7 separate regions of the Homo sapiens genome follow, and all the other regions are linked to region 7. The links are chromatin loops, found by intact Hi-C in ENCODE. Cell type or tissue: PC-3. All regions are shown on one strand. Each heading gives the region's core, and the rest is flanking DNA. Links, peaks and the distances in the headings are about the cores only.

Evidence for each region. Hi-C counts contacts between places; a loop is a spot of excess contacts. Peaks named below come from ENCODE experiments on the same cell type or tissue, not always from the same donor. Only the 100,000 strongest peaks of a DNase experiment are listed, where the experiment ranks them.
Region 1: it touches region 7 in a loop (16-fold over the local background); 23 of 110 quality-filtered maps call a loop at or near these places.
Region 2: it touches region 7 in a loop (10-fold over the local background); 19 of 110 quality-filtered maps call a loop at or near these places.
Region 3: a loop joins it to region 7, with 4 times the contacts of the local background. A loop is called at or near these places in 6 of 110 quality-filtered maps.
Region 4: a loop joins it to region 7, with 8 times the contacts of the local background. A loop is called at or near these places in 18 of 110 quality-filtered maps.
Region 5: a loop joins it to region 7, with 17 times the contacts of the local background. A loop is called at or near these places in 14 of 110 quality-filtered maps.
Region 6: a loop joins it to region 7, with 6 times the contacts of the local background. A loop is called at or near these places in 18 of 110 quality-filtered maps.

The regions. Positions count from the first base shown.
Region 1 is chr11:87,875,989-87,880,621 of GRCh38, reverse strand. All of the region lies in intron 4 of LOC107984361 (a long non-coding RNA gene), which reads right to left. It also overlaps a transcript of RAB38 not described here. Among named protein-coding and RNA genes, the nearest start is that of LINC02711, 160 kb to the right of the region's middle. In PC-3, for the core only: CTCF peaks have their summits at 1,955 and 2,165 (motif pointing left); a DNase peak (open chromatin) is centred at 2,181; H3K27ac peaks cover 470 bases.
Region 2 is chr11:87,720,797-87,725,429 of GRCh38, reverse strand. All of the region lies in intron 3 of LOC107984361 (a long non-coding RNA gene), which reads right to left. Among named protein-coding and RNA genes, the nearest start is that of LINC02711, 3.7 kb to the right of the region's middle. In PC-3, for the core only: CTCF peaks have their summits at 2,273 and 2,480 (motif pointing left); a DNase peak (open chromatin) is centred at 2,509; H3K4me3 peaks cover 342 bases.
Region 3 is chr11:88,396,383-88,401,015 of GRCh38, reverse strand. All of the region lies in intron 2 of LOC101929174 (a long non-coding RNA gene), which reads right to left. Among named protein-coding and RNA genes, the nearest start is that of CTSC, 61 kb to the right of the region's middle. In PC-3, for the core only: no CTCF peak of the experiment used is centred there; a DNase peak (open chromatin) is centred at 2,445; H3K4me3 peaks cover 565 bases; H3K27ac peaks cover 2,123 bases.
Region 4 is chr11:88,162,981-88,167,613 of GRCh38, reverse strand. The region is part of intron 1 of RAB38 (RAB38, member RAS oncogene family); the gene reads left to right. Among named protein-coding and RNA genes, the nearest start is that of RAB38, 10 kb to the left of the region's middle. In PC-3, for the core only: no CTCF peak of the experiment used is centred there; no DNase peak of the experiment used is centred there.
Region 5 is chr11:87,461,932-87,466,564 of GRCh38, reverse strand. All of the region lies in intron 2 of LOC107984361 (a long non-coding RNA gene), which reads right to left. Among named protein-coding and RNA genes, the nearest start is that of LINC02711, 260 kb to the left of the region's middle. RefSeq lists a silencer at 2,861-2,950. In PC-3, for the core only: a CTCF peak has its summit at 2,865 (motif pointing left); a DNase peak (open chromatin) is centred at 2,854.
Region 6 is chr11:88,884,723-88,889,355 of GRCh38, reverse strand. All of the region lies in intron 2 of GRM5 (glutamate metabotropic receptor 5), which reads left to right. Among named protein-coding and RNA genes, the nearest start is that of GRM5, 180 kb to the left of the region's middle. In PC-3, for the core only: a CTCF peak has its summit at 2,374 (motif pointing right); a DNase peak (open chromatin) is centred at 2,365.
Region 7 is chr11:88,542,074-88,546,706 of GRCh38, reverse strand. All of the region lies in intron 8 of GRM5 (glutamate metabotropic receptor 5), which reads left to right. Among named protein-coding and RNA genes, the nearest start is that of GRM5-AS1, 40 kb to the right of the region's middle. In PC-3, for the core only: CTCF peaks have their summits at 1,965 and 2,166 (motif pointing right); a DNase peak (open chromatin) is centred at 2,166; H3K4me3 peaks cover 413 bases; H3K27ac peaks cover 517 bases.

The DNA of each region.
Region 1 (4,633 bases), core at 445-4,444, 670 kb after region 7:
AAGTGACTCTTCTCCCCAAAACTGAATATAAACTGCCTCAACTGGAAACAGTGTATTAGTCAGTGTATTCTAGGCTGAATGTGGCAAAAAAACAAACCCCACAATTTCAGTAACATAGCACAATGTGATTTCTTTTTCATATTACTGTCCTTTGAGTGGCTCTTCTATAAGCTGTAACTTGGAGATCTAGGCTGTTACCATACTGTGGCTCTACCATCTTGAACTTTTTGTTTTCAAGGCTTTAAAATTGGGATAGAAGAGCAGGAAAGATATCTGGAGCATGTTGTGGCCAGGACTCGAAGGGATATACATTATTTCCACCCATATTCCATTTGCAGTCTCACTGAGTTGTAAGAGGGCTACAAAACATAGTCATTTTGTATGCCAAGAAAGAAAATGAAGCGGTTTGGTGAACACATGGCATTGTCTCAATGTTACACTTTCAACATTAGGTTTAAAATAAAAATACTATTTCTAGTAATAGTCAACAAGTATAGAAAATACGGATAGGAAGCAAAATAATCTATGGAAATCCCTCAATAAATATCTAAGAATCAGATATTCATTCATTCATTCATTTTATATCTGAACTTATTACTATGTACCACTATTCTCAGTCTCTTAGAGCTTACAGTCTAGACAGGAGGACAAATGAACCATTAAATGAAGATGAGTGCTTTGATAAAGTACAGCATATTATAGGAGATCTATAATAATATTTGAAATATAATTACTAATATTTTGAGCATTAGGTACTTTATAGATATTATTGCATTTATTTCTTTACAATGTGAGGAGATACCATTACTATTGTTGTTTATGGTTAAAACAGCCACTCGCTCAAGGTCTCACAATAATTAATGCACTTTAAGTACCTGAATAAGCAATGATTAACGTTGTTCATGAAAGTTACTAAAACAAGAACTGGTAGTTTTACCCCAGATGAGATAATGTAGAATGAAAAGAATGTAAAATCTCCAGAAGAAAGCCCACATGAGATGAGCATAGAGGTTGCTCCACGAGCACACAGAGGTTCTCACTAGATTCCTAGGGAAGAAAAACCAGAGGTGACAGCAGAACCACTCCACAACCCTAGTCCACTGCATAAGCTCTTAGAGTAAAGCTCCGAGTTCCCATTCCAGAGGGTGGGTCTTGCCTTTTTAAATATTTTTGTTGTTGTTGTCTTTTCATAGTCCCAACTGAAAAAAAAAAGTCTTCTCACTTACTGGAATACTCTCCCCACCCCCATGCCCCACATGTTGAAAAGTAGGCGGTCCCTTCCAAATTTGTCCCTTATGCCTGGTGCTAAGATGAATCATGTTCTCGCAATGTGGTTACATATTCATATAAACACATAAGAAAATATTTATGAGTGTATACAGTCCGTATCCATGAAAATGAAAATTTTTATGCTCAACTTAAGCCATTTATTGTTTTGGTAATTGATGTAGGAATTGGTAAACAATGAAATTTATATTTATGATATGCCTAATATAAAAGTAATTATATTTCCACAATGAAAAAGCAAAGCAAACGACCAGAGTGTTGCCTACCTTTAATATGATTTACTCCTCTCCTCAACATTTCTGTCAGAATTCAAATTCCTAGGCAATACATATTTTCCACTGAGGCAAAAAAAAAAAAAAAAAATCAGTAATTGCTCTGAAAATTAGAGAAGCCAGCTAGGATAGAGTACTTAACTTGGATATTTTCCACTGTGATAACATGGAAATAACAGAATGCATAAGAATGGTATAATGAGGTAGGATAAAAATTCCATCCTTGAGCCAAAGTCACATTTTTCTCTCCACAGGATGAATTAAAGAGGTGGATTGAGCAAGAAATTCACCTGGTGAGCACATTGCTTTTGCAGATGTAAGTGGCACACAGCTGGCTTTAAAAGCTATGATTTGCTTACCCATATGTGGTATTACATGAAATAAAGAGAAGCTGAAACTAGGGAGGGGAAATGCAATTTTTAGCACAGCCTCACTGTCAGCAATGGAAATTGCTTTTTTAAAACTGGGAGTAGCTTTGATAAAAACATCCTCCGACATTCTCAACATTGCCTTGGGATGAATTCTTCCAGAAACCATAGAACACTCCCTCTTTATTTTGCAGTTTTATAGCATTTTATTGTCTACTTTCATTTAATGTTGTGAAGCTCTTGCACTGCCCTCTGCTGTTTTCTGAGCTGCATAACCAGGGTGTTCACAAGTAAAATACTGAGTTCATTTAATTCTCTCTCGATAGATAGATGATAGATAGACAGATGATAGATAGATAGATGATAGATTGATAGATGATAGATAGATGATAGGTAGATAGATAGATAGATAGATAGATAGATAGATAGATAGATAGATAGATGATAGGTGTGTGTGTATATATATGTGTGTATATATATATATATATATGTTTAGCACATATTAGGCATCCAAGATAAAAGAGCAGTTTTTTAAAAAAGCAGTAAATGGTCAAAGCATAGATTTTACAGTTAGGCAAAATGAGTTCTGATCCTAGCCCCACCAACATTTTCAGTTGTAAGACTGTAGATAATTTAAATTCTCTCTGGCTCAAGGCTCAGTTTCCCTACATACAAAATAGGAATATTAATACTTATTTGCTTCATGTTACAAGGATAAGTCAGGCACGCTTAGTGCCTAAAACAGAGAAGACACCATGGTATGAAGCTATTATAATATAAATTAGTCATGCACTCTACAAGAAGATAAGGCAAGTGGGGAATCTGGCAATTATGTAACACAAGGAGGGATTGATTTGATGGCTATTGTAGAAAACCAGATAGTAAAGTAGGCTTAAATGAGAATTTCAGCCATGAAAATGATACTGCTTTAGTAACCAAGTGGAGACCATTCAATTAAGGGGACAGAGACTGGAAAAAGAAACAATAGCTAGGAGGGCTAGTGTTATACCTGGGGATGAAATGTAAGGTGGGCGTAACTATGGAGGCACCATTACTAAGAGGAAGGTAGACACAGTCAACAGTCATGGTGGAGGTTGAATATGAATAATTTTGTAATAGATTGGATACAGGACACAAAGGAAAGAAAATTGGATTCTGGATATGTTGGAAGGATGATAGAGGGCATATTCCATGGATGAACAGGAGTCAGAATTAGCAAACAAAGGAGATAGCATGGGTGTGGGGGGAGGGAGGAAATTCATAGTTACTTGGCATCAACTAATAGAAATAATTTTCCTTTATTCCTCACAATAATTCTGCAATGTATACTTTATTATTCCCATATTTGAGATGAGAAAATTGGGTCCCAGAAAAGTAAGTATCTTGTTAATGACACTTAATGACACCCATCAGAACATAAAGAAGCTAGGATTCAAACAATTTTATGTACTTTCCAAATTCTAGGCCCTTTCCACTATGGCTTTACAGAATCAGTGCAAAAGAAGCAGTGTATAAAGAGGTCCTGGTTCCATGGAGGAGGTCCTCAGCACGTATGGTACTTCCATGCATGATATTGTTTTCTTTAGGTATAAAAAGATGACACCTATCTGTCCTGTTTATACTCTTTATACACAAGACCACTCATGAATATTCTCATGATATTTACTGTTGATGAGTATTTCACTTTTGTTGATGGTGAAAATGCACACTGATTTCACAGTTGATTTAAGATTTCTTCTAATGCCCATTTGCTGTTTTGGGATTCTCTACTGAAACTATATTATGTGTTTAATTTCCTGAGAGATACTATAAGAACACTTCAGCTGAATGGCAAAGGAGAAAATTGTGCCCGGTATCACTGCTCATCTGCTACCAGGTGAGCAGGTCTAAATAGCATTGAAGAACACCGTTTCCTTCTCTCTTTCACCAAAGTCTTGTTTGAAGAGTAGTCTCATACAGGCCTCACTAGAATTTCATAATCCAGAGTGACTTCTAAGAAAAAATTTTCAAACTTAAAGACAATGGAAAGTCAAAGATGTGCATGAGCCCTAAAGAAACCACCTATCAAGAAGAGACATAGACTCAAACTAGGCTCCCACCAACTCCAAAGTCCTAGAAGCTTTCTAAAGTCTCCTGTCTTCATAATCCCTTCATTCTAACATTTTTATTAGGTGAGAATTAATATTTGTTACTCTTTCAAAGCTGTGTTAGTTTGGATTTGCTGAGGAGAAGCCAAGACAGAACTAGATATACAAAAATTTATTGGGGGAGAAAGAAAGAGGAGATAGAGAGAGCTTTTGGACCACGACACTTGTCCAACATCTGTGAAAGAAGAGAAGGAAAAAGGACTATGGTAGAAAAATTGCTGGTAAGGAGTCATCATCATGCCCAGATACCCACTAGAGAAGGTTTCTATCTCTAGATTAGACCCACTTTGTTCAGTCATTGGCATGAATGTCGTAGTTGATCAGAAGGGCATCAGCTAAGATCATCACTCAATTCTGCTACCTGCAGCTAGAGATCTTAGCAGCATGTTTTCACGACAGTTTCGAATTCTATCCCCAGAGATCTATATTGAAATATTAGAGGAAATTATAGAGTAATAATTAAACGTAGAGTTTGGAGACAAACTTCCTAAGTTCAATTCTTAACTTCATCACTTGGCTGGATAAAGACAAAGATTCCTGATATCACTATTCAACAGTG
Region 2 (4,633 bases), core at 301-4,300, 820 kb after region 7:
GCCTTCATAATAGGTGCTCAATAAATATTGGACATAGGAATAAGTGGTGGATGTGATATTGTGATGTGTAAAATCTGTTCTTGGTAAAGTGAAGAGATCATTCAGCTTTTAGTTGTATTTATGCAGAAATAAATATGAAGGGCTGCGTCATGGAAGGCCTAGTTAGTAGAATGAGAAATTTAGCCTTTATTGTGAACAGCCACTGAAAACTTTGGAGGACATAAGAAAAAACAAAATAAGTTTTTAAATTTTAGTTTGAATATACTGCTCAAGATATAATGGAAAGACATGGAGAAAATAGACTAGTTGAGACACTTATGCCAGAGATGAGGTGATGGGAGTTTGAGCAAATGCAACAAGAACAGACAGGGAAATTAAGGGACAGTTTTGAAATGCCTCCCTAGAGGGAGATGTGATGGGACTTAGTGATTAACCCACTGAATCTGGTGGAGAGTAAGGGGGAGAGGCCAAGTGTGACTCTGATCATTAAGAGTATCCATGGCAAACACATTGGGTTTTGAGCACCTCTCTCTCGGGAAGAAGATTTCTAAACTAAAATGTTCATTTCAGCATTTTCCACCTGCTTTTGTCCTTCTTTCAGGTAATAAATGGAATTAGAAACTCTGTTGAAATCAATAACAAGGAACTTGTTTTTGACAGAAAACAGGAAAGCAATAAGGTGCAGGATGCTGAGAAACAGGTCACTGTCTGTCATTCCTAGAGGCAACCAACCTTCCATCCTCCTTCCCATCCTTCCACTCACTTTTCTATCCATTCATCTAACCAGCATGCATTTCTTGCATACTTACCTAAGACTAAATACTGTTCTGCTTTCTAAATATTCCATGACAGGCAGTTTGCTGCTCCCTATGAGTCACATGACTACAAGAGCAACTGTACAAAGTACAGAATGATCTTAAATTTTTTTTTATTACATTGATTGGTTCTGTTTCTTCATGGGGACAGCAGTAAATTGTTCTTTTAAATTCAGCTTTGAGACACTATAATTTCAGTTCTAAATGCAGAAATTGAACTGCTTTCAAGGATACGAAAATCATGGCAGTACCCTGGGCTAAAATACAATGACAAGCTAAAATACAAGGAACCATTGCATTGCCCTCTGGGAACTATATATCCATGCTGAGAAAGGCAGGCATGTCTTGTGAGCACTGTACCTAAACACACTCCCTGAGAGTGCTCTTTCTCTCCATGGAGCAGAGATGTTAATGCATCCCCTTTCTACCTGATAGGGTTTGTAAAAGAATCACAAGAGAGAATGTCTGTGAATGTGCCTTTTGAAATATATAAATATAAGAAAGCAATTTTTTTTATCATTGGAGGTTGTCTTTTTAAATTATTTGTTAAGAGTACTCCCTGAGTTTTTCTTATTCTACTACTAAGTTTCACTGGAAAAGACAAACAATGTTAAGCCAAGGAATAGTTAAATTGACAGGTTAATTTTGGTATTTGATAAGCGACTCTAAGCTAAATGTTTAACCTTTCGATTTTCTCATCCTTGAAACAGTGATTATAATACATGGGTTGTGGCCGGGCACAGTGGCTCACGCCTGTAATCCCAACACTTTGGGAGGCCGAGGCGGGTGGATCACTGGAGCCCAGGAGTTCGAGAGTAGCCTGGCCAACATGGTGAAACCTCATCTCTACTAAAAATACAAAAATTAGCTGGGCGTGGTGGCGCACGCCTGTAATCCCAGCTACTATAAAGGCTGAGGCAGGATAATCACTTGAACCTGGGAGGCGGAGGTTGCAGTGAGCCAAGATGGCGCCATTGCACTCCGGCCTGAGCGACAGAGCGAGACTCCGTCCCTTGCCCCCGAAAATAATTATATATATATGCATATGTATATGTACATGTATACGCGTATGTATATGTATATGTGTATGTGTATGTATACGCATATGTATATATGGTTGTAAGTCTTAAGCTTCCTGACCACTCCCCAAATCTATCAGCCTGAAAAATACTTGGCTGTGTTTCAGGTTTCCACACCAAGCTTCACTTGGACCTTGTACTTCCTGGGAGCTCCACCCCTAAGATTCTAACCATTCTTCTTCCTTTCACCTCTCAGTAGACTTCTATCAGACCCCTATGATATACTCATGTTTTTATCTCCCCCTGTAGCTTAGGGGAAGATATTGCAATACTGTCTCATTTGATTGTAACCCTAGCAACTAGCATAGTGCCTACATAAAACAGGTGTTTAATAAATGTTTACATAAATAAATGGATAGCAGACACATACGGCAGTGCTTTGTACACTGTAGGAGAGTTAGCCTTGATAATTAGGAATCTGATTTGTTAAATGTTGCAGCGTGTAAGTGAATTTATGGCAAAAAATGAGTATAATTGTTTTAATTGTGAAAGAAAGAACTTTTATAATATCTGTAACTCAGCTTTTCTCAGCCTATGGTGATTTTTCTCCCTGGGGGGCAAGTTGATTGCCACAACCGGGCGAGGGTGCTACTGCCATCTAGTGGGTATAGGCCAGACCTGCTGCTGCTAAACATCCTTCAAGGCAAGGGACAGCCTCCCGCAATAAAGAATAACTTGGCCCGAAAAGCCAAAGTTGGGAAACCTTACCCTAACTAATTCTCTTGCCTCAATTAGAGAATGTGCTGTCCCTTGGGCTGTGCTGGCGATTTGACATTCTATAAGCCCTTTTGGGATTCATCACCCATGAACTTACAGAAAGAACTGTGTTTCACAGCTACTTTTACAAAAGGAGCCGTGATTTGCCCCCGATAGTACTGACTAGAGAAGAGCAAACAGGGCTGTAAGTCAGTAGTACCTTCAATACTTTTCCATCTCGTGGCAGATACCAGCCTGGTTGGGCTTTGATTAGTGCAGCAAACTCCTCTTTCAAGAAATCTGGAGAAGTTAGACTTTCCTCCCTCTAGGCTAAAGAAAGTTAGCTATCACAGAACTATTTCTTCAAGAACCATGGCAAAATAACCATGGGAACCATCCCAGTTTCCAAGAAAAAAAAAAATACGTATATATAAATGGTACTAGATACTTTGATAGTTTCTCTATTTGTAACTTTTTTCAAGGTGACTTTTGTTTTCCTTTTAAGGATAAAAACCCTACTACGACCCTCCCACCAATGACTTGTCTCACCCAATGCCACATCCCTCCTCACTCCCCATTTTTGCATTACAGCTGCAAAGGCCCTGTCTTGATTCCTTCAACATCCTGCGTTCTGAACAACTGCACTGTCAGGAACATCCACAGGTTGCCTAGTTAATTCCTATTAATCCCTCAGAGCTCACTTTGAATGTCAAATCTTCCTAGAGAAGACCTGCTCTAACCTTACATGAGGTTGGATCCCTAGTTAGACCCTCAACTTGTGCACCAGCCATTCTCCCTAATATTTACCACAGCTGTCATTAAATCAGTTCTCTAATGTAAGCTCTGTAGAGCAGGAACCATTTATATCTTCACAAGCAAGCCTAGCATTTAGTTGAGACAGAATAAAAATGTGTTTAATTAGTAAAAATAACTTTTTAGAAAGAGTATCCTCATTTCAAGTTTAAATGATATTTGGCAAGTATTCCCTGATTCAGAATCCAAACATCTTGCAAAAATAACACACAAAGGCACTGTAAGTGAAGAAAACTCAGACTGAGTAGAGAACTTTTTAACTTGTTTCCTCCTACATCTAGTTAGATATACAAAGAAAGAAAATTATTTTTACAATTAGCAAAAAATATTAACTTTTAATAATATCAAGAAATGTGTGGGAAGCTTTGTGAAAACACTAAAAAAATCCATTGGGAGATATAAGTGAGGATTTTGCAACTAAAAAATTAAATTTTTAAAAAATATTTTAAAACTGTCTCCCTAAATCAATTAATAGATAAGAATAATCCTATTCAAAATCTCAATAATATTTTTAGTACATTAAAATGGTTCAAGTAACCACCTGAACTATTTCACAGTTAAAAATAGCTAAGAGAATATTAAAAACGATGAGATCAGAATTCACCTGCTAAATATTAAAACTTGTACTAATTTTTTCCAATATGCCACTAGAATAGAAATCAAAAGGCAAAACAACAGAATAGAACAGATAATTCAGAAACAGATCCAAGTGTATGTAAAAACTTGTAAAAGATAAAGAAATTATACAAACAAATGATAAGTGGAAGTTTAATTAACAAAAAATTTTTTTTTTACATTTTGGGGAAAAATAAAGTTAACTCACTTCTTACCATAGACCAACATTAATTCTGGTGCATTAAAGAAATAAACTAAATAAATAAGTAGATTATGAAGAAAATAAGAGATTAACAGACACTTTATAGTTTTTCTCGAGATTTGGACTTTCTGAACATAAAAGCTATGGGAGAAATCACAATGGAATAGATTGGTATATTTGCGACATGATGCTAGTTACTTTAACTTATTGAGTGGTTGGTGTGTTGTGCCAGGTATCATTGGTGGTGTGCCAGGCATCATGCTATATGCTTTCTATATGTCTTAATTTGATGAAATCTCATCATCCCCCATAAGCTATTAAGATGCTCATCTTATAGAGAAGAAAACTAAGGCAGAAAAAAGTTAAAGTAATTTGATGAAAATCACACATCACAGAGATGTCAGAGCCAAGAG
Region 3 (4,633 bases), core at 344-4,343, 150 kb after region 7:
ATTATAATTACTTTAATTATATCATCATTATCATTATCATCACCACCACCATCATCACCACCACCACCACCACCACCATCATCATCATCATCATCATCATTTTTTTCAGCCACTGTGAGTATTCTCTGCCCATTGCATGAAGTAGACATCAAAGAATCTTAGGTTTGATTCTTTGCTTCAAAACTTGGTAGCTTTGAAATGAGGTGAGATTATTTAATGTTCTCATTTGAATTTCTCATCTATAAAATTGGGATAAAGAAAGAACTACATCACTGTGTTGTAGTGACAACTAATTTAAATAATATGAGTGAAGTGTCTACTATTGTATGGAGTAGGTTCTCACTAAATGACATTTCCTTTACCCAATATTGGCATTAAATTTGTTGATTTGTAAGCTTCATTAGTCTGATGCAGTCCCCTAGGGCCTGCTCATCCTTGGAGAAGGTAATCAAATCACATTACGGATCCTGCAAAACTGCAGACAGGATCAGGGTCTCTCATTAAGATATATTCACTTAAGAAGCTCCATCCCATGAAATAATTAGTTCCTGGTTTAAACCAAGTGTAAATATATTAAAAATAAATGAAAATGACATATGTATATATGGTAACTGAGTTCCATGTGTGTGCATAAGAGGGGTAAAAGATAATGGTTAGAAAATTCCTGTGAATAGAGTCAAGGGGAGAGTTTCATTTGAGGTCCATTTGGCTGCTAATCACAAGACTCATTTCTCATGGGTACACATCCTCCCTCACCAATTCCCTGGCTCACTCACACGTCCTGTGCATTGGGATCTCTGTTCCAGGCTCCAGCCATTATGAACTACCTGCTATTTTCTGATGATTTTGTGATCCTGCATTTCAATGTCTCTGTAACCTCTAGTCCCTCTGTCAGAAGTGGCTCTATACCCCTTTCACTTACCTTTCTTCTCTACCTACATACCTTTTACAACTCAGGTGAAATATCAACTTCCTCTAAAAATACTTTCTTCTCTCATTCCATTAACCTCCTTCCTCTGTGTTTCTTTGTCCTCTATCTTGACCTTTACTATTGACATCCCATGCAACATATTTTATTCTGCAACTCTTCTAAGCATTAGAATTCTTTTGGTGTAGGCACTTGGTCTTATTTGTCCATTTATAATTTTTTTGGTTCTTCAAGGTGCAGCTCAGCTCAAATAACACAGCTCCACTGACACTTGCCTATGAAGCTTTTCTAAAATAACCAGATATCTAGGCTTTAGACTTGATTGTATATCCCAGGTCTTCCATTATTAATTTTCATCTTTGATTGGTCACTCACAGACTTCAAGGTTCTTTTTTAAAAATTTCATCTGTAAAATAAAGATATGTCATTTATCTTATCGAATAATTGTAAATGGCCAAAACAACGTATAGTGCAAAGTATCTAGTGTCTAATAGAAGCTCAATAATCCTAATAATTATTTCTATTCTTCTCAGAATGTTTTTGGCATTTTTATTGTATCATTTATTTAACATATTATACCACATTTTGCCTTGTATTATTAGTGTCTATGCATTTGTCCTCTCCCTGTCACTGGATTTTAGATTTTGCTCAGATGTTCTTCCTTAAGCATGTGTCTCTGCGTGCATGTATGTGTTTTTGTTAGTAGAATTTATCCATGGCATAAAGCCAATAAATGAGCACTGAGGTTCTCATCAGAAAAGAGGGTGGTGTCAAGATTTAAACTAAGGTAGATAAACATGAGAAACACACAAACATTCAAGAATCCTATATAAACAAGCACAAAATATATCTCAGTAAACATTAACATACTATATGAACTATAGAATGTTAGACAAACACTAAGAATTATTATTAGAAGTAGGATAAAATTTGAGTTAAAATCGTGCCTGTTCTACAGTTACCATTAAGAGTTCATTTCATAACTTCTTCCATTTCTTTCTTTCTGTAAGAAATGAGAAAGGATGACTTCCAGATGAGGGAAATTAAACTCCTGGGTCAATTTTTATCAAGAAATTATGTGATAGAACCACACACAATTCTGTAACTATTATTTCCCAAACACTGTGGGGAAGCTCTAGGCATATCTGGTGTAAGCAAACAGAGACAGACTGCAGCACATGACGAATTATTCATGTATACTAGAGAGAAACTTGATTTTTGTCAAGTTCTAAATTTGAGGTACACAGCAAAAAAAAAGTGGTCTTAAAATATTTTTTGTATTTCAGATACACAGATTTTTTCCATCCCACAGGAAATCGACAAAAATAAATACACCAAACTGTTTCCCTGTATGGTAGTTTCCTTTTATCTATGGTTTCTCTTTCTGTGGTTTTAGTTGCCTATGGCCAACTGCTGTCCAAAAATATTAAATGAAAATTCCAGAAATAAACAACTCATAAGTTTAAAGTGTGCACTGTCCTGAGTAGAGTGATGAATCAGGGGCTGTTTCACTCTGCCCTACCCAGGGCATGAATCATCCCTTTGTCGAATGTTATCCACACTGTATTTGCTTCCTACCCATTATCAGATCCACTGTCACAGTATCAGGTTATCAGATCCACTGTCACAGTATCACAGTGTTTGTGTTCAAGTAACCCTTATTTTACTTAACAATGCTTAACTAATAATAAATTTATTAGTTACTGTTGTCAATCTCTTATGGCACCTAATTTATAAATTAAACTTTACCATAAGTATGTATGTATAGGTAAAAACATAGTATATGTAAGGTTCAGTAATATCTATGGCTTTAGGCATTTAATGAGGATCTTGGAACATATCCCCCAGGGATGAAAGGGAACCATTGTATGTAAGGTTCACCTTTGTGTTAGTATTAAGATATTGTTCCCAAATTCGTTTCTCAGGAAGTTGAATTTTAGCTTTGAAGTTGTTGATCCTTGTGTGTTTCTAAGAAATCAAATGTTACCAAGTGGTTACTAAGTAGAATTAAGAATTGGGACTAAAATAACGAATAAAGACAACTAAATATATTTCATGACCTCATTTTTTTTGAAGCCTTGAAGCTAAAAGTTGCTTTTTTAAATAAAAGAGTTCATGTTATGACCCTAGTTGAAAATACTTCTATCATTGCCATTTTACTCTGCAGAGCATTAAACTAACATGGAAACTAGGTTGCTTCTAATTATATAAAGATGGGAATAGACAGAGCCTTTTCATGTTTGGAGCTCTCCTGCCTGCTCTAGGGATTTATATTTAAACAAAATTCAAGAATATTTGTGTTAGTCCACTTGTGTTGCTATAAAGGAACACCTGAGGCTGGATAATATATAAAGAAAAGAGATTAAATTGGCTGAGGTTTTGCAGGCTTTACGAGCACGCCTCCAGCATTTGCTTCCAGTAAGGGCCTCTGGAAGCTTACAATTATGGCAGAAGGCAAAGGAGAGCAGGCATGTCACATGGTGAAAGACGGAGCAAAAGAGAGGGAGTGGGGAGGGGCCAAATGCTCATAAGTAACCAGTTCTCCTGTGAACGCACAGTGAGAACTCACTCATTACTGCAAAAAGGGCACCAAGACATTCTTGAGGGATCTGTCCCATGACTCAAACACCTCCCACCAGGCCCCACCTCCAACACTGGGAATTACATTTCAACGTGAGATTTGGAGGGGGTGCCCATCCAAACAATATCAGTATTCAAAAATGTTTATTTCTTAAATTAAATTTAAAAACATTCTAACAATCAACCCTAACACATCTAGGGCAAAATGTGTCTGAAGAGTACTCACTCTTTACATATATAAACTCTCATTTCTTCAATAATAATGACATATGAAACATCTATTATATGTGAGGTACAGTACTAGTTACTTTATAGATTATACCTGTTGGTCTGAGTGCAATTCCCAATCTCTCTCTCTCACTGGATACACACACACACACACACACACACACACACATACCCATAAAAATTCTGGAACCAACAATCTTAGAAAAGATGTGGCCAGCTAAATCTACCACCCTGTTTTTCCTAATAATGTCCTGATGAAAGCCATCTCATGGGCAGAGACACACATAGGCTCAAAATAAAGGGATGGAGGAAGATTTATCAAGCAAATGGAAAACAAAAAAAGGCAGGGGTTGCAATCCTCGTCTCCGATAAAACAGACTTTAAACCAACAAAGATCAAAAGAGACAAAGAAGGCCATTACTTAATGGTAAAGGGATCAATTCAACAAGAAGAGCTAACTATCCTAAATATATATGCACCCAATACAGGAGCACCCAGATTCATAAAGCAAGTCCTGAGTGACCTACAAAGAGACTTAGACTCCCACACAATAATAACGGGAGACTTTAACACCCCACTGTCAACATTAGACAGATCAACGAGACAGAAAGTCAACAAGGATACCCAGGAATTGAACTCAGCTCTGCACCAAGCAGACCTAATAGACATCTACAGAACTCTCCACCCCAAATCAACAGAATATACATTTTTTTCAGCACCACACCACACCTATTCCAAAATTGACCACATTCTTGGAAGTAAAACTCTCCTCAGCAAATGTAAAAGAACAGAAATTATAACAACCTATCTCTCAGACCACAGTGCAATCAAACTAGAACTCAGGATTAAGAATCTCACTCAAAACTGCTCAACTACATGGAAACTGAACAACCTGCT
Region 4 (4,633 bases), core at 407-4,406, 380 kb after region 7:
TTGTCTTTTCTACCTTATAAAATAAATATCTCATCCATCTTTTCAATAGCCACATCTTCTTCACAACTCACCGGAACTGTTGCAGCAGTTGCCTCCTGCCCATCCCCTCCTCCAGCTTCCCTGCCAATCAGTTTGTAATCGACAGTGGTGATACCCCTCATCATGGTGTTGTTCTCCAGTTGATATTCTCATCTGGGACCCATCACTGGAGCCACAGCATTTTTAGAATTAAAGGCTGAACTTTTTAGCATGACAGTCACGACCATCATAACTGTCACTCATTTGTCATTCAGTCTTATCTCTCACATCTATGATTTTTACATTCCAGATATCTTACAGTGGCCCCAGTATACCTACCTTCCCCTTTATGCTGTGGCTCACACAGTTGTCTCTAGCTAAAAAAAAACACCTTCCTCTTGTTAACATAGATAACTCCTATGGGTCCTTTTCACTCTATCAATATCACCTCCTCCAGAATGTCTGTTGAAACCATGAGACTCAGGGAAACACTTTTTCTGCTCCCATAAAGTTCCATGATTACTCCAGATAGAAATAGTTTACTATTGCATTGGAATGTCTTTTTCCTCCAAAGTGTATCCCTGGGTCCTAACATAGTATTTGGACATGTGGTAGGAACTCAAGTAGTATTTGTTCAATAAAGTTTTTCAGTCAACTATTGTATCAATGCCTTAATTCTAAGACATATCATTGATCTAAACATTTCTTCAATAAAAAATAGACTTCTGTTCATGATTGAAAAACTTCACAACTTTATAAACATTAATATATAAAAGTATAATTTAGAATTGAGAAATATGGCAACCACTTTTCTTAAGGAGACATTCTATTTTTTTTCCAACCATGAAAACTGGGAAATGTCCTTAAATACCATTCTTAAAAGCTGTGTTTTTGCATTTAACAGTCTCCATAATTTGAAGTGAAATGTCATTCATTTGGATGTCAAATGGCAAAACTATATCTTTTTTAAAATTTAAGCGTATATTATATAAAATAATAACTTCGTGAAAGGTAATTTTACAGAATTAAAACCCTGAGTACTCATCAAAACCATATCAGTCATTTTATGGATGAGCAAGCTTGATCTGGAAGGGAGGTGACATTAGTTTCTCAGGCCCACAGAGCTTGTTAGTGGTAGAATTAGAACCAGAACACAAGATTACCTGGCTTATTACCAAGGAAGCTTGAATAATTAAAAACGTATTTTTTAATACTAGGTGTTTGGGTGCTGTCTTCAGCATTGAGTTATAATGATGATCAAATTGGGAAGGCACCCAGCCCTGTGGAAGTTCGTGCAGTGGAGAAGAGGAGATAATGGCATAGCAGTGGAGACACCCAAAGTCATCCACAGTTTGGCTTTAAATAGCATTTCTAATATCATTTTCTCCCTCCCTCCATGATGAGGTCTAAATTTCAACCATTTGAACTCCTTGCTATTCCTGGTTCATTTCCATGCTTATTGCCTCTGAGCCTTTGCTCCTGCTTGCCCTGCTGGTTCATGTCTGCTGGTTCATGTGTCCTTCCCTTTGGAAGCACATCCAAATCCTACCTGATGTCTAAGACCTATCTGAAAAGGCAGCTCCTCTACAGAGACTTTCCTAGTTCTCTCTGTCAGTAGTAACTTCTTCCTCCCTTGAGTCCCATACAACTTTTCTTTCCCTTGTTTGTAGCACTTCTCTAGTTAAGCTTTGTGTTACAGTTATTTTCTATCTATCCAAATTTCCTTCATGATTTTTAGTAAATCCTGCTGTGAGTTATTTGCTGCATAATTTAATGAAATTACTGTAGAGTCAGCAAAGAAGTAGAGAAGAAGAAACACCAAGAATGAGGAGAACCTAGCAAGGGCAGGCTTTTGGAAGCAAGAGGTAGATAATTTAATAAAAGGATAGTTAATAGTTTCAAATGTGTTATGACTTTTTGCTCTGAGTCTCTACTTTTTGTAGTTTGTGTTATTCTGATGTATTATTTAACCTTTGTTCCTTATCACTTTTATTTAAATATAACTTTCAATTTGTTTATCAGCCTTGCATAAAACTGCTCTTTTAAGAAGAGTAATGAAAACTTATTGATTTAAATTATTTTTGGTTAGACTGTTTTCCCTATAACATGCTATAAATGGCCACCAATTATTAAGTGTCAGGCATAGTTTTATGCATTCATATGCATTATTTTATTTACAGCTCATAATGAGCTTATCTGATGGACACTGTTATTAACCCTACTATAGAGATGGGAGAACTATAAACAGGCCAGAAAAAAGATAAACAAGCTAACAAGCACAGAAAGCTTTTCAGAAGTCTTACCAATAGTAGCAGGTCATGCTGGGATATGCACTGAGATTTGTCTAACTACAAATCCTATTTTCTAGCCATGCTATTCTACTGTTTCCTGATGCATTATAAACAGCATAATGGTTTTTACATCTCGTGGGTTGTTATACATTGCTTTTAGAAGGTGCTCATTATATATTTTAAAATAGTAATTTATTAATTTTTAACCTGTATACTTTTGGATAGACCTAATTATTGAATGAGTTGAATTTTTTGCATGCATCATTGCTGACACCATATGGTTGGTTTGACTTATTAACAGTCATCTTCATATACTACTTTTAGGCAGGAAAACCACTGTGCCTGAGGGACAGAAGTCTCTAGTTTACAAATTAAAGCTAAGAATAGCTGTAGTGCTTGTTGGTATCAGAATAAAAAGATTTATATGGTGGTAGAAGGATCTGTATGCATGTATTGTGTGGTGTGTGTATCTTAAATTAAAAAAAAAATACACTAGACTCTAGAGGCTACAGCGCAAGTTCTCAAACTTTCTCAGTTCACCGCATCCAAATCCTTAGTGTTTTGGATTTTTTCATTGTGCCTCTAGGCCAAAAGCACTACCTAACAATCCTGTTCATTAAATAGCACCAAACAACTTAATAAGTGTTATAATAGCCATAAGAAAAAAAAAGAGAACGCATAAATTAAAAGAAAATTATTTTTGTTTCATTGTTAATCACCACAGTTTACTATAGGCATGTGTATGGCTTTGGTCATGAAACACCCTCTCAAACCTTTGAGCCGGAGTGGATGCCACTACCATACCACCGTCATTTCCTGTTTCACATTGATTTTCACATGATTTTTGCTTTTCATCACAGAAACTTCCAAACCCCAGTTTCAAACAGATATAATGACATCAAAAGGAATATAGTGTTAACACTGTGAACTACCTCAAGCTAATAGTTCCTGGGGTGTCTAATGGATCTTGAGTACTACCGTATTTGCCTTGAAAATTTAAAATATCCTGTTTCACCCATGTGAGTTCACCATGGCACCCCCCCCCACCGAGAGCACCTTGGCATATATTTTGGGAGTTATAACTGTAGCAGAATCTGGATATTCCTTAAGAGTGCAACTTTTAGAGTCCAGGATCTCTTGGGGGTTATTTATAAAAATTTATTTAATGGATACTGACTGGTATTGTCTCAAATGCCAAATAATTCAAAAATAGGTTTTTTATGTAATACATTTGAGCTTACAGTTCAGAGGTATTTTAGGTTGTTTATTTGATTATAAACATGAGATGCTGGTCCTTCTGTCTTGATTCACTCCAACCTGTCATCCATGACTTGGTTTCCTTCCTTCCCCCTGCTTTATCCACTGTTGCACCTTACATTGCTAGATGATCTTTTTATCTCCATCCACATGAGTTATTTGCTTAAGCTGGTAGCATTGGGCTCCAGTCTAAAATTATTCTGACAAAAAATCTGTTGGGCTACTGTATTAGTACTCATTTTCACATACACACATATATATCACATGCACTGCTTTAAATTTAAATATACATTCAGAATTTAATGAGAATACTTTCGAAAATGTATTTCAAAAGTAGGTCACTATAATCCATCCATCTTTTGTTCTATAAGGTAATTATGAACAACAATAAAGTCAATATTTACCTTTTATGCCATTTTATTCTCTTGTCCACTTTAGCTTACTTAATTCAATATACTTCATCTAGCTTTATCTTCTTGTTGAATAGAGACAAAATTTGCCTTTAAGAGATGATAACTAACAGTAGGGTAAAATGAGAGCCATTGTTTATGGGGGAACTAAGGAAATTGCTAAAAGAGTTTGGGTGGTTCTGAATTATGAACAGATATTTTTCAGATGGGATCTTAAAAATGGCAAGTTCAGTAGGCATAAAAGTAAATGAGTTAGATCAAAGATCTTCTTTTATTCAGCCTACACCTTTTCCTGCTGGGGTTCCCTCTTGCAAATAAGAAATAAGTATTAATTGTTATTTCATTATGCAAAGAGTACTTGTATTGCTAGTTCCATTCTATTCTGGAAGTGCATTGTGAGCATAAAGTAACAGCCTCTTAGGGTACCTGTGTTATGGAGACACCGAATATAGTAATTGAGTAATTCTACACTGGACTCAAGGAATCTACAGTGTAATTGAGGACACAGGCTGCACAGGTTTGCAGCACATAAAAAGCAGTACAAGGCAGGGCCTGATCAAATGGTTGAGCGAATGATCCAGTTAGTCAGTGCTGTGGGAATATAGAAGAGTGAAGAGATGAGTGTGAGTCCAGGCAGTCATAAAAGTCTCCAAGAAG
Region 5 (4,633 bases), core at 395-4,394, 1.1 Mb after region 7:
TCATGAGAAGGAGAATTGAAAATCATCCCGAGATCTGTCAGATCCCAGAGTTGTCTTCCACAGAGAAGGAGTGGGGCCAAGGAAAAAGGAATCTGTTCTCTATCATCTCTACAAAGACTGCACAGACAGGGGATTGCCTAAGCCAGTGTCATCATTTCTGTGTTAGCTGAGGTCCAAGAGCTGTTTTGTTTCCCTGCCAAACACAAGAGGCTGAACGTCTCCAACAACCTCCCTCCAGGAGCCAGAAGGCTCAACTGAACTTAAGCCAAAGTTTCCTCTACCTACTTTCCTCCCAGGACCTGGTAGTTCCACATCTAAAGTCTTCCAAATAGCCATGTGCAGAGTTAGGTTAAGGGCAAAAACCCACATCCAGAAAGAAATGTTCTTTCCTTCTTTTTTTTTTTGTTTTTTTCTTTTTTTGTTTTTCTTTTAATAGTAACAGGGACAGTTTGCTTTTAAAATAGTCACCTGAGGTGTGATTGATAGGAAATCACTACTTGTCATTTCCGGCTCCATGGGAAATGTGATTCAGTGAAACTTAACTAAGCCTTTTATTTCCTATATTTGCTCCTTTATAAATTGGAGCCTGTCAGCTGCCCATCTGAGAAACATCAGAGAGCCTGAGTGTCCTGCGGTATTTTTCATAGAGCAATTCCTCCAGCCTAACATATTACATTTCCAGGCTCTTTGTTCTCTCGCCAATAAAATATATGTTTCCCAGAACTGCATATCCAACCCTATTTAGGAACCATTTAGAACAAAGAGTGAGGGCTTAATTTTCTGCATTTCTCTCTCCACACCTTCTCTATCCACCTCCTCCACCCAGCAACACCACAGGAAACCCGGGCTTCCTAAATAGAAGCAAGTAATTTTCTGAGGCTCCAACATTTTCTCTCTCACACTTACAGGATTTTTCAGGAGCCTGCTTTTAAGGCTGGCAGACACAGCTCCCCACACACAGCCTGGAGATGTACATGTCCAAGGTCAGGGTTGAGCCTCCCAGGGCTCACATGAAGGACAAAGACTTTAGAATCAAAATGACCAAGATTTAAATTCCAACTCTCCAATATATTAGTTGTTTCACCTTGATTAATTTATTTCCTTAATGAAACCTCCCTTTTCTTACCTGTAATAGTAAAATAATATTAACATCTGTCTAGTTTTAGTGTGAGACTTTTAAAAAAATAAGAAATTGTGGCAGACCTTGTTGGTTGCCATTCTCAATTTTATTATCCTGTGGCACCTTTCACTTTAGAGGCTGGAAAAACTTAATACTTATTTTCCTGGTCTCCCCTTCAGCCAGGGATGGCCAGTTAACTCAGCTATGGGCAATGTTATATAAGCAGAAGTCTGAAAAAAGTTTCCTGGAAGTGTTTCTGCTTCCCTGAAAAAATGGAAAGATGAGGCCAACTGGTTCTCCTACTCTTTTCTCCCTGCTTTGACCAAAGATGTTATCTGGAGCTGCAGGAGCGCTCTTGTGGCCAAGAGGCTCTCAGAGTCACCTGTACTGACATCATCAAGACACTGAAGCAATGCTGAAGGCATCGAACTCCAGATTTCTTGTTATGTGAAAAGAATAGTGTCTCTTTATATAAGCCACTTCAAGTTGAGTTTTCTGTTCCTTGCTATCAAGTGCATTCCTAAACTGCTGTGTGTGAGCGATGTAAATAAAGGGACTACAGGAGTCTACAGTATTTACTAAATATTGGTTCTATCCTCCCCACCCTCCCCATGTGTCTTCTCCTCAAAATATACTTAGTACTAATCTATACCATTGAATTATTCATATTTAGAGTGGGATTTGGCCTGAGAATATGCATCCAGACTGGATTTTGAGGCCTCTGCAATGTTTCTTCTACCCCGACCACCTGCACACTGAGGTTAAACTCCCAGTCAATGAGAGTCCAGCCAGTTGGTTATACTCCATATGAGTCATAAGTGTCCTATCCCCAACCACTCTTTCCTCCATTCCCTGTCTTCCCTCATTCTCTTCCCCCATCCTTCTTTCAGCCTGCCTGAATCTCTTCCATCCTTCCTTTGCTGGGTGCATCCCCACCATCTCCCTGAGATACCTTTTCTGATGCGATCAGGAATGGCCAGGAGAGAAAAGAGAGTCATGTGACACAAATTTAGTTGCCCCATTTGGCAATGGTGATGGGCAGGCAGAAAAGCATGTCTAGTCCAGGGAAACCTTGGAAATAAGGGATACAGAGTTTTATAATCAATATATTAAAAAAAAAAAAAAAAAAAAACTCTGCAAGGCAGATGCAGAGCAGCCACCAGGGCTTCACTTTGACCCTGGCAGTCAGGAGAACAAAAAAGCTGGAGAGCCAAGGTCACCCAGGAGCTACCTTAGAGGTGGGTAGAAGAAGCATCCAGGGAATAGAGAAAACAAAGACAGGAACCACAGTGCAGATGGTAGCCTCAGAAGCTCCACAAGGTCCCTGGCCAAAGAGAAAAGAAATTGAATTCCCCTTCCTGTGTCCATGTGTTCTCATGGTTCAATTCCCACCTATGAGTGAGAACATGCGGTGTTTGGTTTTTTGTCCGCACATGTACCCTAAAATTTAAAGTATAATTTAAAAAAAAGGAAAAAAAAAAAGCAATAAATAAATAAATAAATAAATACGGGAGCTACGAAAAAAAAAAAAAGAAAGAAATTGAATTGACCAAAGCTTTGAAATAATTTGTCCCCACCTGCCATACCTCTCAGGATGGGTGGAGGGGGTCAACCATCTGCCAGTTGACCAGATAATCAATGAAGGATGAGAGGACAGTCCACATCAGCCCTTCAGGTAGAATACCTTGGACATGTCAGAGGCTGCCATACAGACCTGGTTGTGCTCATCTTGGGTAAATTGTGACACCTACTGGCTCATAATGGAGAAAACCCATGCTTCACTTTGGTAAAAAGTTCCCTGGTGCTAGTGTGATGCAAATGTCTCCCAGATGGACTAGACTCTTTGCTAGTGAGAAATTATATACCTTTCAGGTTCTATGGCCATGCCCAGATTCAGTTTCCCATGACCACAGTTGTCTGGAAGGACAATGGAAATAACCAGAGGACAAGCCACTGTAATAAGAAGTGGTCACGGAGAATGGCCCAATGCAGAGATTTGAGTTCTGGTTCTGCCTGTGTCTCTTTGTGGCCTGAAGACATTAAACAAATCACTTCTTCTATTTCGCTGTCACTTTTGTTGTTGGTTATCTTTTCAAAGGAATGTGTTACCCTTGTTCTGTCTACCTTAGAGTTTATGTGTAAAGAATCAAAAGAGAGAGCCTTGTTGAAGCAACAAACGTGTTTTTGTGTTTTTTAACAAGCATTTAAGTATCTCAAACTACCATACTTCTGGAGACATATACCTGTACATATACATACGAACATAAATATGCATAGCAGTATTGATACAAAAGTGAATAAGCCACAATTCCAACCTAGAAAGACACATACATGTAAACCAAATGTAAGCCAAAAGTAAAATTCTAAGGTCCCCTAACCATCTGAATGGACTTCCTCGTCAGCCAGGGCACCCTTAAAATTTAACCTGAAAGACTGGTTCAGGCCATGATGGGAAGTGGGGGTCAGACATGCCTCATTATACCTCTCTGGCATTAACATCAACCGACTTTAAGTCTGATAAAGAAACATTTTACAGCCTATTCTTTCTGAAGCCTACTACCTGAAGGTTTCCTCTGCAAATAAGAACTTTGGTCTCCACAATCCTTTATCTTAACCCAAATATTCTTTCTATAGATCCCAGGTCTTTAGATAAACTGAACCAGTTGTCAACTAGAAAACTTTTAAATATACCTATAAGCTGGAAGCTCCCACTTCAAGTTATCCCACCTTTCTGGACCAAACCAATGTGTTTCTTAAATGTACTTGATTGAAGTCTCATGCCTCCTTAAAATGTACAAAACCAAGCTGCATCCCAGTCACCTTGAGCACATGTTCTCAGGACCTCCTGAGGGCTGTGTCACAGGCCATGGTCATTCATATTTGGCTCAGAATAAATCTCTTCAGATAATTTACAGTTTGACTTTTTTTGTCAACCCAAAGAATCCTGTTCTCTTTGCCTGAAACACTTCCTCCCTCAGCTTATCCTTCGATTCACAACCTTCATATCACTTCCTCTGGGAAGCCCTACTTCTGCCCTCACCCTAGTCAAGCCAGGCCTCCTGTGACACTCTCACAGCACATTTCACAGTTCTCACAGGCACAGGACAACACCAGACTGGAGGCAGGTGATTGAATGTTCAAATCCTAGCACTCCCCTCACTGACTGTAGGACCATGGGCAAATTTCCAAGCACCACCAAACTGTGGTATCCTTTCCTGCAAAGTAAGGAAGACAATACAAACTTCCTAGGGTTTTGATAAGGATTACATAAAATGGCACATGTAAAGCACCTTGAAGAGTGCCTGTCAAAAAGTAAACTCTCAGGAAGTGTTAGTTTTTACCATCATTTGTGAAATGTTTAATTTAATGTTCATCTCTCCCACCAGACTATTGACTTCAAGAAGGCAGAAGCCCTGCCCACTTTTCTCAGGCCGTATCCCCTGCACTTAGCACAGTATCTTGAAACCCAAGCCTTTTCCTTTATAAAATGCAAATAATCATAGTAACCACTTC
Region 6 (4,633 bases), core at 273-4,272, 340 kb before region 7:
AAGCCTGCGAGCTGTCCTTGTCCATCCCTGGGTGTAGGCTGAACCAACTTTGGGAGGCACCTGGTTTACAGTTTAGACTCTAAAACAAAGATGATATCAGCCCTTTCTTAAAATATACTTTCCTCTTGCCTGGGTACTAGACCAAGAAACTAGCCACAAGATTAAAATCCATGGCTTAGGAGTCACACAGCTGGAGGCTACAAGATTTTGACCATCTCTTAACTTAGCCCTCAAGATTAGTGCTTAAGATATTTTGTAAACCCTGCCCTTGATCAATCAGCTGGCAGCTCCCTTATTGACAAACTGGCTTATCTGATTTTGTGGCCATTACCCAGAAACTGACTTAGCATAAGAAGTCAGCAAACATTGTAAAATGGTGGAGACTAAAACAAATTATTCGCCACATGGTTACAGGTCATGTTCCCAAGGACAAGAAGCAAGATGGAGGCCTTTAGCCAAGTTTGTTACTGATCATTTTGTTGGGCTGGCTTGAACAGCAGGCTTAGGGGGTCCTGGGTCTGCATCCTAACCTAAAGTAACTTTTCTTTGGACAGAACCATACAGAAAGACACACAAAGCACACCAGATTGTCTACAACTTAAGGCCAACCTCACAAATCCTTTCTCATTAATTAAAACTTTTCAGAAAATATAAATAGTGATCCTTATTATTTCTTTTACCGGTTTGCACAGGGATAGAGAAGCCAAAAACCCAACTAGTAAAAAAAAACTTTTACCTTTTTGCCGGCATGTCATGCTTCTGGGTTTTCTTTCTCCCCCAGCTCAACTGTAAGCCAAGCATTTTAAGGTTTGGGTAAATTAACTTCTCCCAGGTTGAATGAACATCATAAAAGGGCCATTGAAAACAGTGAAAAAAGGAAAAACACCATAGAAGAGTCTGGGGCTTCCCATTAGGGTTTCAAGAGGTATTGCCTCTCTTCCTGCTGGGAATGGTGTTTCCCCTGTTTCTTCACTTTCTCTATCTTCTCTTTTCCCATTTGGCCTACTATAGGAGACCTATTGCTCACCTCAGAAATTCTCTGCTGCTTGCAGAGCTGTCTGTTTTAGCTGCAGTTAGGGTTTGGCTTAGGAGCAACATAACATCCCTCCATGAGAGGTCAAATACCTGAGTTAAATTCTGGAAAACTTCTATATGCCTATCAGGGTCATTAGAAAATTGGCCTAAGTCTCCCTTTAATTGCCTGAGGTCCTGCAATGAGAAGGGTACTTGAATCCTGGTGGCATCACCTCAATTATGTATTTTCTGTAGGGGTAAGTGAGAAGGTGATGGAATGGAAAATTTTAGAGATGGTGGAGGTAGAAGAACTGGTGGCATGGTTGGAGGTGGCCCCGGTTAAGGCAGACTGGAAGGGCTGGTACACACAATAGCTGCCTCGGGTGGTTCCCCTGGAAGTTGCTTTTCTCATTTTGGGGAATTATTCTCTTTTGGCCTGCCTGATATGATTGCTAAAAGAGCTGGATTCATTTTGCAGTGCTTGCAAGGATCTAGTAAAAAGGCCATGCCCTTGTGCAAAAGAAAATGAGCTGCTTTTTCTTTAAAGTCTCTGGTTAAGAGGAGTCCCTGTGCTTCAGAATGCACTCCAGGGGAGTGCAGGCTGAATATGGTACCCATCTAGAAAGAGAAATGACAAAAAAGTATCCCTTTAGTCTCCTTCCTTTTCGTGTGACAGAGTGGAGAGGAAGACAGTGGGGGCATTCCCCTTGCTATATTCCTTCCATGGTTCCTGGGTCCCGGCACCTTGTTGAACATGCCACCCATAGTTGCAGGCATGACTGCCAGCTATGGAAACAGAGGCACTTAGAGATTGGGGTTTGTCACACTCACCCAAGTGGCTCTAGTCCTCTGTCCTCTGCCTGTGATTTCCCTTTGACTTCCTAGACTTGTGTGACCTGTCTGGCTCCCTGAAAAATAGATCTCAAAAAAAAAACTACATAATAGTTGGGCAAGCCCTCTTTAATGGAGGGGCTAGACTGAAATCTATACCTGATATTATGGGCTGTACTAAAGCGTTTTCCCTTAGAGAATGGTTCTGGTTAACTTCCAGACTTAAAATCCCCTTACTAATTAAGTACCATTCTAATTGGAGGCAGAATAGGTGTCTTAAAAATGTATGGACTAAATGGCAATTTTCCTGCTGATGGGACAGTATCAAGAACTAACATTTGGTTCCAGAAGACATTTTAATCCTAATTGTTGAAGCTAGAGTTTTCCTGTTAACAGAAGCAGCATAAAGCATGGTGTCTAGTAGAGGGATGCAAAAAGGGAGAGAATTGGTTAGCTAGAGTGTTTGGGTAAAGGACCAACGATGTGCCTCATGGAAAAGATCCCTATTCCACTAGGTGGGGCTGTTGGCCTTGAAATGTCATGTGCTTTTCAGACCAAGGGCAGAGAGAGATGCTCCCTGTGGTGAGGGTGACCCTCTGTTCCTCGAAAATCACAAAGATGCCTTCCCTTGAGCTATATCGCTGGTTACTATGACATTCCCTGATCTTGCCAAACAAGATTACCTCCCTGAACTATAAAATTTCCCATACATTGCATACACAGAGAGGATGAAATAGATATGATGATCGCAGACAGGAAAGGAGGAAATTATGATAAAAAGTTGGAGATTCTGTTGCCGACATCTCATCAGGGTAGTCAGAGGCTGGGGTCCGTCCAAATACCTTTGGATAACAATGGTGGTAACCCTGGCCGGAAATCCTCAGGTACACCAGGACTTCTTCCAGCCCCACATGACAGCTAAGTCCTCAGTGAAAGGAAGCTGGTTCAAACAGGGCCAGTATGCCCAGTGACCCATGGGTACTGGGGGATGCTCCATGTTCTCCCTAGCAATCCTGTCCCCCAAGTCTTGTAAGGCTGGCAGCCATGCTAATTATTTTTAAATGGCTGAAAGGGGCCCCGTATTTGGTTTGATCTGGTTCTAAAATGGAAGCCAAGGGCCTCAGAATAAAAGGACAGAGTTGGAGTCTGCTCCTCTACTCACCATCTCGATGAATGTTGTATGTTGTTATCCCGGACGAGCCCCCATTATAAAGCAGCTATGTCTGGGGTGTAAACCCAGGGTTTGTCATCACGCACCAGGAAAATTTAGGACACAGACACATATGAGAAGTTTACGAGCAAAGGTTTAATAGGCCGAAGAGAAGAGAAAGAGAAACAGCTTTCTCTATAGAGATACAGGTCTCTGAGTGGAAAGGACTGGCTGGCTGCAAATGCACCAAAATATATAGTCCAGTTTGAGGAGGCAGTGTCTGATTTATACAGGGCTCATAGATTGGTTTGATCAGGTATGATGTTTACATAGAGTGCAGAGAAGGCTGGTCACCCCACCTTAATCTTATTATGCAAATAGGCTTTCCAGTTGATCGGCACCATCTCGTCTGCTCTTTACAGTATACATGGCTGGCAGAGAAGGGAAGAATGGAGCTGCCATCTTGAAAATGTCTAGTCCTCAGTTCCTGCCAACATTCACCTGTGCAAGCTCTCAGCTCACTTGTCTACCTCTGCAGCTCAACTTTCCAGGCTGCTCTTTGTTAGTAAATGATTTGGGGCTGCTTTTCATGAGGTAAAAAGTGTGACTGAGGATTCCCAAACCCTTGCTATCTCCCTAAGTGATTTCTTTTTAACTTCTATATCAAAGAGACTGGAGATTTTTTTTTATGAGAACTGCATATTGCCTCTTTGGTTTGGTTTGTTTTAAAGGCAGGTTATCTGTGGAAACCTTATTTATATATTAATTTGTTTCTCTTACTGGAGCTGAAAAACTTTTTAAGGAGGGATACTGTACTATTTAAATACCTTTCTAAAGTCCCCTAACTCCCAGCTTCAAACACAGCTGGTTTACCAAAAAAAAAAAAAAAAAAAAAAAAAAAAAAAAAAAACATGGTACCTACTATAGAATTCAGAAATTTTACTAATGATGACTGTAATTTAAAAATCAAAGTTCTCAATGGATTTTTCTATAGAAGGATTTCTAATTATAATGAAATTTAAGTGGAATAATCATAATACTTTTATTGAGTTGCCACTTGTGTCTTTATAAAACATATGCTTCAGAGGATTTAATCTTGGTTTGTATTTTTTTCCTTTCTGCACATTGAGTTGTGGTTCAGTAGATGGAAGATCTAAAACATAACAATTATATATTTAAACTGATTTAAACTAGAGCCTAAAAAATAGGATAAAACAAGAATGGGATGTACCTCATTTTATAATATATATAAATTCAGAAACATTTATAAACATATATAAATAAAATATTATTTTAAAAAATGGCTTCTTTTCAGATCTTAGGAATGAGTAATTCAGTTAAGGCAGTAATGTGGAAATTTTGAAATGTGGAAATATTATTCAATTTTAAGGACAAATATGGTATATTAGTCTGATCTCATGCTGGTAATAAAGACATATCCAAGACTGGGTAATTTATAAGGAAAAAGGTTTAATGAACTCACAAATCCACATGGCTGGGGAGGCCTCAGAATCATGGCGGAAAGCAGAGGAGGAGCAAAGTCATGTCTTATGTGGCAGCAGGCAAGAGAGAGAGCATGTGCAGGGGAACTCCCCTTTATAAAACCATCAGCTCTCATAAGATTTATTCACTACCGCA
Region 7 (4,633 bases), core at 236-4,235:
CACGCATCAAGCTTACACCACGTACAAAGTCTTTCTTCACTATCTAGTCTACAGAAGTTTTGAACACATAGGGCCCATATTAAGACTTTACCATTCACTGAAATGGCTATGAACATATATATGTGTATACATCTTCCTAAAAGAAAACTCCATTTAGCCAAATTCCAAGCAAACTGCAACAAAAGTTTTAACATATATAATTATTAAACATAAAGCAAAGCAAAAGTCATTGTAATAGAGGACAATTCTGGGGAACTTTAGCTATAATTTAATATCTTGACTTTACTCATTAGCACATTCAGTAACTATTCATTGAGAATATGCTGTGTGCCAGAAACTGTTCTATGCTTTGAGGATAAAATGAAGAACAACCTAAAATCTCAGCTCTCAAAGAACTTCAACTATAGTCAGAGAGAATGCCAATAAAACATAAACAAATACATAGTATTAATTGTCATTAAAAAAAGAGAAGCAAGATGAGGTATTACAGTGAAATTGATTTGGGACTAATTTTAGATATGTTTAGATACAGTGTCATGAACAGCCTTCTGAATAAGTTAAAGAGAAGGAAGAATGAAGCGAGAAAATAAGACACACAGAGTTCTGGGAGGTGGAGGTATGTATCCCAAGCAAAGACAGCAACAACCAAAAAGATCTTAAGGCAGGAAACAGATTTTCATTTTAGGAGACTAGCAAAAACTCCATTGTGATTAAAGTAAAATGAGAAAAGGAGAGAATGACAACAGAAAAATGTGGACTGGTATTTGGGGATCAGACTAGGTGAGGATTGGGGATCAGACAATATACAAAATATATATTTTGTATATTGTCCTGAATGTGATAGGAAGCTTCGGAAGCTTTGAGAAGAGGAGTTACATCATAAGATTAATATGTTCAAGATATCTTTCTGGTTTCTGTAGATAGAATAAAATTTAGAGTGACAAGAAGAGAAGAGGGAAATCAGATGTCCATTGCAACAGGATAGGTGAGAAATCACGATGGTTTCAACTAGAATGTATAATGATGAAACTTAATAACTGATTGAATGTTGCGTATAAAGAAAAGAGAATACTTAAAGATGGGTGCTAGATTTTACCTTTGTGAATGGAGGATTTGGACCTGTGTAATTCAACCTCAAGGAGAAGAGGTTTGAAGGGTAAAATTGATAACTAAGTTTGGACATGTTTATATTATGTCCTATGAGCTCAAAGAAAGGTTCAGACTAGAGAATCAAAGGGTGGGGGAGGGGGGGCCAACTGCATTTGATAATAATAGGACTAAATTAGAAATAATTTGGATTGGGGTGGGTAAGGTAAAAGAGAATAGGTTTGAAGAAATATGTGTTTGTTTTTGGAACTATTAAATTTAAAATTTCTAAGAGACATCTAAGTGAACAAGTCCAGGAAACTGCAAGAAAATTGGACCAATAATTAGGAGAGTTTGGGGTTTGTTTGTAAGCACAATTTGGAAGAACCAAGAACAGAGCCCAGAGACTAGATAAATAAAGAAAGTCCAAGAACTGAGACCCAGATACAAGTGATAGCATGACAGGAAAAATGTGTTTCAAAGATGAAGAAGTAGTCAATAGTTCCAGTTGCAGATGAGTCAGGTTAGATAGAGTTAAGAGTCATCATTGGGTATGGAAACCAGATGTTGGTTGAGGGTTTAGCAAAAAGCAATTTCAGGTCCCATCTCTTTGAGGAAGTTTTTTGTCTCCCAAAGGCCCAGGCAAAGATGTAAATCAATGTTCATTCGTCAAATAGAACATTCTCATTAGTTGGCTACCGGATTCTATAGTGCAAACCTTAATATAATGTGCAAACTATCAAGATGCAGGTGTGATACTCATAGCCAAGGATTTCGTTGGTACCAAGAGCACTGAGACCCTGTGGTAGCCTCTTCCAGCCTCCTCTTGTAATGAGTTTCAGTTCTTGACAGACTTCTTGCTTGCTTATGCCCAAGTTTAATGTTCCTAAATCAACTGCATTATATAGCCACACATTTTATACTGGGGACTGTAGGAGCAGGAAAAGGAGCACTGAGGCTTTGCAGCACTGTCATGACACTCCTACACTAGGACTGTATTGCCAAGTGCAGATCCAACTGGGCCCTGAGAAGTGTGTGATGAACAAGGCCCCCTAGAGGGCAGCAGAGCCTCACAGGAGTGGGGAGAAAGCCCAAAACAGAGGTTAGTGGGGAGTTTCACTCAAGGAGACACAAGGAGGCAATGCACACATTTACGGAGAATGAAGTTAAGCTTTGTGAAATGAAGGAAGTCCGTAATACAAGGAGTAGAAAAGTCTAAAATGTGAACCAGACAGCAAACACAAGGCTGGGCTAGGAAAGAAAAGAGTGACCAGAAGTCAGTCACAGGAAAGCAAGGCTTGTCTGCTCAGTGAATGTTATGACCCAAGCAATCATAATAAACAGGTACCATTTCACCATTTTCCTAGTCTGTTTTGTGTTGCTATAAGAGAATACCACGGACTGGGTAACACTATTTAAATGAAATTTATTTCTCAGTTCTGAAGACTGGGAAATCCAAGACCATGGCACCAGCATCTGGGGAGGGTCATCCCATGGTGGAAGGGCAAGAGAGCATGTGTATGTGTATGTGTATGTGTGTGTGTGAGAGAGAGAGAGAGTGAGAGCAAATGGGAGACAAACTTATCTTTTTACCAGGAGCCAACTCTCCCAATAACTAACCCACTCCCATGATAACAACATTAATCCATTCGTGAGGGCAGAGCCCTCACAAAATCACCCCTAAATGTCCCACCTCTTAATACTGTTACACGGCAATTAAGTTTTCAACACGTGAACTTTTGGTGACATTTTCAAGCTATAGCAACCATGTTATCTGCTATGGGCTAGATGATAGGTTAGGCACTGGAGATATAAAAATGAATACAATACCATCCTTCCCCCAGATAACTTTTCTCTTCATAATAAATTCAGACTCATAAAAAATAATGTTAGTAAGGAAGTATAGATAACTCGATCCTTTGTGGGTATACAAAAAGGGAAATAATGATGAGAGAGGACAGGAAAGGCCTCAAAAAAAAAAAAAAAAGGATAACATGATGGTATGGGTCCTGGTTGTGGGTTTTTTTTTTCCTCTTCTCTGATTTCTCTATGTCTTCCCTGAAATAATATTTTTCTTTCTCATTTATTTATTCTCTCATTCAGCACTTTTTTTATTATTGAGTCTTGCCAGGCCCCACTCACTGTTGTGGGCACTGGGATACATACATGGTCCCTGCCTTCAGAAACCTTCTGCTATTTTATTTGTGGTGAACGTGACAGTCACAAGCAAGGCAGTCAGCTTGCACCCATTTGTTTCTTCCAATGACACATTCTGCACCCTGCCCTCTTCCTAGGCTTGAAGGAGAAAGCTTAAACGGTCAGCTCTACAAGGCCCCATGTGAGAAAGAAAGGTAACAGATAAAGAATATCATGTCTTTTCACTTAATCAGCTCTTATCGCTTATGCAGTTAACAAATAGTTGTTGTGCACAGTGTGCCAAGCTTGTGCCTCTCAGGCCAGGGTAAGTTCAAATTACACCACGGCATTTTCCATTTTAGTTCTAGGAGATTTATTTTTTCATTCTAGGACACCTAGGTGTTATTAACCTTTTTTGAAATGAAGTCTTGTTCTGTCGCCCAGGCTGGAGTGCAGTGGCCCAATCTCAGCTTACTGCAACCTCCACTTCCCGGGCTCAGGTGATTCTCCTGCCTCAGCCTCCTTTGTAGCTGGGATTACAGGTATGTGCCACCATACCTAGCTAATTTTGTATTTTTAGTAGAGACGGGGTTTCACCATGTTGGCCAGGCTGGTCTCGAACTCCTGACCTCAGGTGATCCACCAGCCTCTTCCTCCCAAAGTGCTGCGAGTACAGACATAAGCCACCAAGCCCGGCAGGTGTTATTATCTTTACCATGAGTTTAGTGTGCTCTATTTGTTTGTCTATGACAGCCAATGTTTATCATCCCCATTGGATTCTAAGCTCCTTGAGTTGAGAGGCTGTGAAATGTATTTTCTGGATGTCAAGTAGAAAACCAAGTACTATGCCAGGTATCTAGAAAATACACAATATATGTTTAAGTATATCATTTACAAACAGAAGAACCTAGCTTTGAATTCCAACATCAACATTTATAAACTTTGTGACCAATAGATCTCTTTTAAACAGGATCATCAATACCCCTCCCTAGGGTTGTAAAGAGACAATGTTTGAAACAATGTTTAAAAAGCTCTGAGTATAGTGCCTGTTACGTATGCTTGCTCTTCCTCTTTCTCTTCTTTATTCTTTGCCCTCTACTTGATTTTTGTTTGTTTGTTTTTTCCTTTTTAGCCATGCCTTTGGTAATTTTGGTTATTTTCTTTAATCTAGTGTTCTACAATACAAGCCTCAGTGTTCAACAGCCCAAATATGAGTCCTGGCTTTGCCTCATCTAACTGTGTGACTTTCAGCAAGCTACCCAGCCACTCTGTGCCTCAGTTATTTTTATCGGTGAAAGGGGGATAATAATAGTACATATCTCATAGTGTATTAGTCTGCTCTCACCCTTCTATAAAGGTACTACATGAGATTGGGTAATTTATAAAGGAAAGAGGTTTAATTGACTCCCAG